Regions from separate parts of the Homo sapiens genome. Here region 1 is linked to region 2. A link is a contact called in ENCODE Hi-C or POLR2A ChIA-PET data. All regions are on one chromosome and are shown on one strand. Each heading gives the region's core, a stretch centred on a gene start or an enhancer-like site at or near the end of the contact. The rest is flanking DNA. Distances are from core to core; before and after follow the strand shown.

The links. A loop is a pair of places that touch in the nucleus more often than their neighbours do. ChIA-PET counts read pairs that join two places held with the same protein, here RNA polymerase II (POLR2A). Pooled maps may share reads with other maps.
Region 1: a pooled map shows a loop between it and region 2 (10-fold over the local background). The contact joins the promoter of DAG1 here to the promoter of PTPN23 in region 2. A Hi-C loop is called at or near these places in 6 of 50 pooled maps. POLR2A ChIA-PET finds 5 or more read pairs at or near these places in 2 of 52 experiments (BJ and activated CD4-positive, alpha-beta T cell).

Annotation. Positions count from the first base shown.
Region 1 is chr3:49,469,017-49,471,734 of GRCh38, forward strand. It overlaps DAG1 (dystroglycan 1), which reads left to right and starts at 1,251. Exons shown (of 3, transcript NM_004393.6): 1 at 1,251-1,417. RefSeq lists a silencer at 930-1,669.
Region 2 is chr3:47,379,707-47,382,464 of GRCh38, forward strand. PTPN23 (protein tyrosine phosphatase non-receptor type 23) reads left to right here and starts at 1,315. Exons shown (of 25, transcript NM_015466.4): 1 at 1,315-1,474. The coding sequence starts at 1,391. PTPN23-DT (PTPN23 divergent transcript) reads right to left here and starts at 1,786. Exons shown (of 1, transcript NR_185912.1): 1 at 1-1,786. RefSeq lists enhancers at 701-1,378, 888-947, 1,118-1,337, 1,379-2,054.

The sequences.
Region 1 (2,718 bases), core at 1-2,500, 2.1 Mb after region 2:
TTGGAGCCGAGACACTGAAGTATAGATAATTGCAAAAAGGTATGTTTTTGGGAGATGGGGCATTCCTTTCTTATCTCTGCAACTTGCATCTCCCAGACGCTCCTGAGGAGGGAGGGAAAGCCAGGGAGCCCCAGAGCTCTCCGGGATCCAGGGAGGAAACCATGGCTGGTGGCAGCCAGTTCTGTGTTCAGAATGTGCTTGCTGTCAAGAGTGCAGGCCTGGAATTCCAGCCTGGCCACAGGCCAAGGAGGGAATGGACCCATCCTGCGCATGGTGTGGGGATGAGAAGCAGAGCCCACCACGGGTCTCATTCCCAGACCCATCCGGTAACTGTCAGTTTCAGTAACTGTGAAGTCTGGGGCTTTTGGGGTGGGGGGCTGCAGGTTAAGTCCTGGGGAGAGCTAGAGCTACCTTAGGACCCTCCCCTTGAATGTTCCAGGCAGCAACCCCCCTCTCTTATTTCTTCCCCCACCAAAAGAATGCAGGCCACTAGGAGTGAGTGACCAGCGCCTGCGAGTTAGAGCTATTTTGGGCAGGAGAGCAGGCGTCGGATTCCAGTGTTCCAGGCAGGGGGAGGGGACGAGGGTTAGGCCTGAGGCGCTTTCCGACTCCCCAGCCTGCTGTGGGCGAGGCTCTAGGAGATGAGCTAGCTTCCCGCTCCTCCTGTCCCTGGCCTCAGTCTCCCATCCGTGTAAGGGCCGGGCAGCAAGGCTTTCATCCTTTGCAATTGAGAGAACGCTTCCTGATTGTTCTCATGGCTTAGAAATACCCCTTGATTTGCATTCGAAGGAAATAAGGAGGGCTGAACGCAGTCGACGGGTGGCCAGTTGCTGGGCCAGTTCGCAGTCCTGACTGTCCCTTGATTAGTCTTAGAGGCCCAAAGGCCTGAAGTTGGGCGGGGAGCCCCTCCCCCACACTACTGGTTCTGAAGGCTCCGAGTGACCGGGACCGACCGCCGGGGTGTGTCCCGGGACGGACTTCCCTGGCCGTGGGGGCGAGGCTTCCATAATGGGGCGTGACTTTTAGGGCGGGGGAGTGGCTAGCCAATGAGCAGAGAGGTGCTGGCCGGGGCGGGGCTTGCGCGCGGGTGCGGCGCGCTGCGGAGCGGCCGACGCAGGCAGAAGCCGGCGGCGCGCGGACAGCCAGTCGGCGCCGCGCGGAGCTGGCCGCTGGATTGGCTGCAACACTCGCGTGTCAGGCGGTTGCTAGGCTCCGGCCGCGCGCCCCGCCCTTGCGCTCAGCGCCCTCTCACCGCCCGGTACGTGCTCGCGCGAAGGCTGCGGCGCGGCGCTCGCGCCTCTTAGGCTTGGCGGTGGCGGCGGCGGCAGCTTCGCGCCGAATCCCCGGGGAGCGGCGGTGGCGGCGTCCTGGGGCCAGGAGGAGCGAACACCTGCCGCGGTCCTCCCGCCGGCGCTGGGTGAGTGCACCGCCCGCCCTATCCGCTGTGCCTGGCTGCTTGGGCCCCCATCCCTGCTGCCGGCTGAGCCTTCCGCGGAACACCTGCTGCTGCTCGCTGTTCGGCCCGGGGCGGGGACACGGCCGCGGACGTCCTTGTGGGTGAGGAGGCGGTGCCGCCCGGGCGGAGCCGCCCCTTTGCTCTGGGTCCCGCAGGCAAAGGCTCGGAGCGTTCGGCTGCAAGGCCCGGGCCGCGCGCCGCGGCGATGGGCCAGGCCTTAGCTCGGCCCGCGCTCCCGGGAACGTGGAGCCTGCGCCTTGGCCGCGGTCGTGAGCCGCCTGCGGGCCGCCTCCCTGGCTTCCAATAGGGGTTGTGGCCCAGTTGGGCCGGATTCCGACTGTGGGGAGTCGAGCCCCGCTAGAGGCAGGGAAGGGCACCGCTGCCGCCACTGCTCTGTCAGAGCTGCTCAGAGCCTTGGTGGGTTCCGTCATCCTTACTTGAGCTCCTTTGGAAGCTTGTTTACTTACTACCTTTTCACTTTGTATTTGGCAGACCTGGTTCACCTGCGAGTGTATTTGGATAGTGTCTCCACAGAAAATGTCGTCTCGGCTTGGAATCTTTTTGCCATAAATTCTAAGTTAGTTTCCTACAAACTCAACTGGTAACTTAAAATGCATCCTTTAATCTCTATAACTTGAAAAGTTCTTATTTTTGTAAATCGAGTTGCTTCAGAATTAGTTTTAATGGTGACGATGAAGTTTTGACTGGTTGAGGCAAGAGCCTGGGACAGCACCTTCATAGCGCAGAGTCTAACTTAAGATTCTAGCCTGCTGCTTCCCTAAATAAGCGAGTAGAAGTGACTCCTGGCATAGAAGCCAGACTCCGTGAAGGGAAGGTGGTGTTTATAGGACATAATTCCAGATAAAGAGCTGGATGTGCTTTCAGGTGTTTTGCAAAGTCTGGTGTAGATGGGGTATTGCAGTTTTATCAGGTTCTATGCTTAGTTAAGTTCAGAGACATTATTTTGGAATGTTCCTGTTCTAAAAAAGAATTCAACCGTACTACATTTTGGAGGCATAAAAATCCATAGTTTGAGTATGGAGAAGTTTAGTTGAACTTTTGTGGGTTTTTTTTGCTGTGAACTAAGGAAGAAGAGCTCATGGCCTGTGTCCTGTATTTTGGAGAAATCAGATTTCAGTAGGGAGTTGGATCCATCATGTGAAGACCCTATGGGATATAAAAGCTTGTGCTGACATGTGCTTTTGTTAAAAGAGGCACAGTGCAAATCCTCACTGTTCTTAAAAATTGATTTTGCAAAATGC
Region 2 (2,758 bases), core at 65-2,564:
GCCTTGACCTCGAGCTTAACACGGACCTGAACCTTTGCTCTTCCCTTGTTTTCCCTTATCAGTAAACAGCCCCACAGCCACCCACCTGCACAAGCCAGAAGCTTGGAAATCATATTCGACGTCCTCATGCCCTTACATCCATCCATTCCAAGTTCTGATACTTTTGTCTCCAAAATATTCCTCAAATATTTCTCAAAGTGGGCAAAATATTTCTTTGCTCACTTTTTACTTCCCTCTGCTCCAAGCCACAATCACCTGTCTCCTGGAAGACTACAAAAGGCTCACTGATCTCCCAGCTCGCACTTTTGCACTCACTATCTCCAGGCCATTCTCTGTTATTTCTATTGTTACTATTATTATTTTGAGACGGAGTCTCGCTCTGTCGCTCAGGCTGGAGAGCAGTGGCAAGATCTAGGCTCACCGCAATCTCCGCCTCCCAGGTCAAGCGATTGAACCTCCAGCCTCAGCCTCCCGAGTAGCCTATTATTTATTTCTAAAAGTAGGTGATACAGCCATATGATTTAACAATTCCTGCTCTATAGGTCCCCTCTCCAGAGGCAACAGGTGCTCTCCATTCCGTGGTCTCCTTCCAGATACTGTGGGCGTCCCTGGGTGCTCACCTGGCCGTATACCTTCCCCCACCCACTTCCCCACAGGGCCCGGGGCCTCCTCACTCCGCTTGAGACCCTCCATCCAGGCGCTCCCTCCCTATCGTCCGTCTCCCTTGGGCACTGCCCGGCCTCCCAGGCTGGGCTGAGTAGGCCAGTCTCCGGTCAGTGATTCTGTTCCAAAGCTCGAAAGCCTTCGCAGCACTGGGACTGAAACCCCCAGCTCTCAGCCCCGACTCCTTCAGGCCAGGTGCTCCCTCCGCACCCTCTCTAAGGCCCGTTTTCGCGTCATCTCTTTCCAGCGGCCCGCCCGCCACGTCATCTCTACCACAGCACCAGTCCTCCACGGCTCTTGACAATACGTGGGAGGGCAAGTTCATAGGTGAGGTCTCATGCTCTTCCTAGGAGGGAGGAGCGCGGCGGGCGGGACCCGCAGCTGGGCTTGGCCCGGGAGCGGGGAATAAGCTCGCTCCGCGCCTCTCAGTTTAGTGGATGAAGACTACTATCCCAGAAGCCGTTTCGCCTCGGGCTGGCGAGCTCCTCCCCGCCCTACTCCCTCCGCGCGAAGAAGACTGAGCATGCGCAACAGGGACAGCGCCTGCGCAAAAGACTACGCGAGCGGGTGGCTGGGTTCACTGCAACTCCCGGCAGGCCGCTGGCATTTTTCATTCCCTCCCGTGACCAGTGACTTCCGGCACGAAGGGGCGGGGCTGGGCTCGTGGCTGAGCCAGCAGCTGCAGCAGCTACGGGAGTGGCCGGGTGGCCGGCGGGTGCCAGCCGCCATGGAGGCCGTGCCCCGCATGCCCATGATCTGGCTGGACCTGAAGGAGGCCGGTGACTTTCACTTCCAGCCAGCTGTGAAGAAGGTGAGCTTGCCTTCCATCTTCCCCCCTATCCGCCGCGTATCTCCGTCGTCTGCAAGCGCGTGACGCCCCCCTGCGCGCCCATCACCTCCTCAGGCCCGGTCGCAGGGTCCGGTGAGGCCAGGAGGGGCCTTCGCCGGTTTTCCTCAGCCTGTCCCACACCCCGGCGCCCGCAGGCCATTCTTCTCCTCCCCGATAGCCCCGTGCTAGCACCTGCATCTTCATCTGAACCCGGTTCCCGACTTCTGCCCCGAGTCATCCGCTGTTCCCACTGAGGCAGCACACTTCCTCCTTCTGACGCTCGGACCCAGTTCTGCCCCGCCCCTCCTCCATGCCAGGACCGCCCCGCGCGGGAGCGGTGGGCGGCCCTGACCGTGCGGATTCTTTTGCTGCGCCCGGCCCTCGGTGCGCTGTCAAGTCCACGCCCGCCTGGGACAGACACTGGGGATGGCTCAGGGGCGTGTGTTTAAGACGTGAGCCCCGGTGGCCCAGGGAGATGCCCGACCCCTGCGGTGAGGGTTTGTTTTACAATTGCTGCGATTCTGTATGGTCTCCCATTCGGGAGTCTCTTTGGACCAAACAATACAATCCCACGACATTTTTAGGAGGGTTACTGCTTTTCGTAACCGACTGGAGGGCATAAACAGTGTTGTAGAGCTCAGAGAAATCTTACTGTGTTGGAAGAACAGACGGGCAGGTTTGGCGTTGACTAAGGCAAGGAACTTCTGTGGAGAGGTTCAGGTGTGGTGATTGAACACAGGTGCCCTCCGAGACATCCGCTGTATTGGTAGCACTGAGGGCTAGAGCAGAAATGAAAAGGAACAACCAGGAGGCCGTCGCAGGTGGGGGGCCTTGTGGGCTTAGCACAGCAGATGCCAGAGTAAGCCCCAATCTAGATGGTGCACCACTTAGCGAGACGCTTGGGAAGACAAATAGGAAAAAGAAAATGGGTTTGGAAGTAGTTTCCCAAGAAGCTGTCTCCCCTCTAATCGCCATACACCATTGCCTTAGTTCAGACAGTGTTTGAGTCCATCATCTAGCCTCTTGGGGCCAGGAAATGAGGGTAATTGATCCAAAATTCTAGAATTTTGTTAACGGTTATCCAGACGTTGCTCTCTTCTTCATCTGCTGTTTCTTTTTCCTACCTTTTTTTTTTTTTTTGAGACGGAGTTTCGCTCTTGTTGCCCAGGCTGGAGTGCAATGGCACGATCTCGGCTCACCGCAACGTCAGCCTCCCGGGTTTAAGCGATTCTCCTGCCTCAGCCTTCCAAGTAGCTGGAATTACAG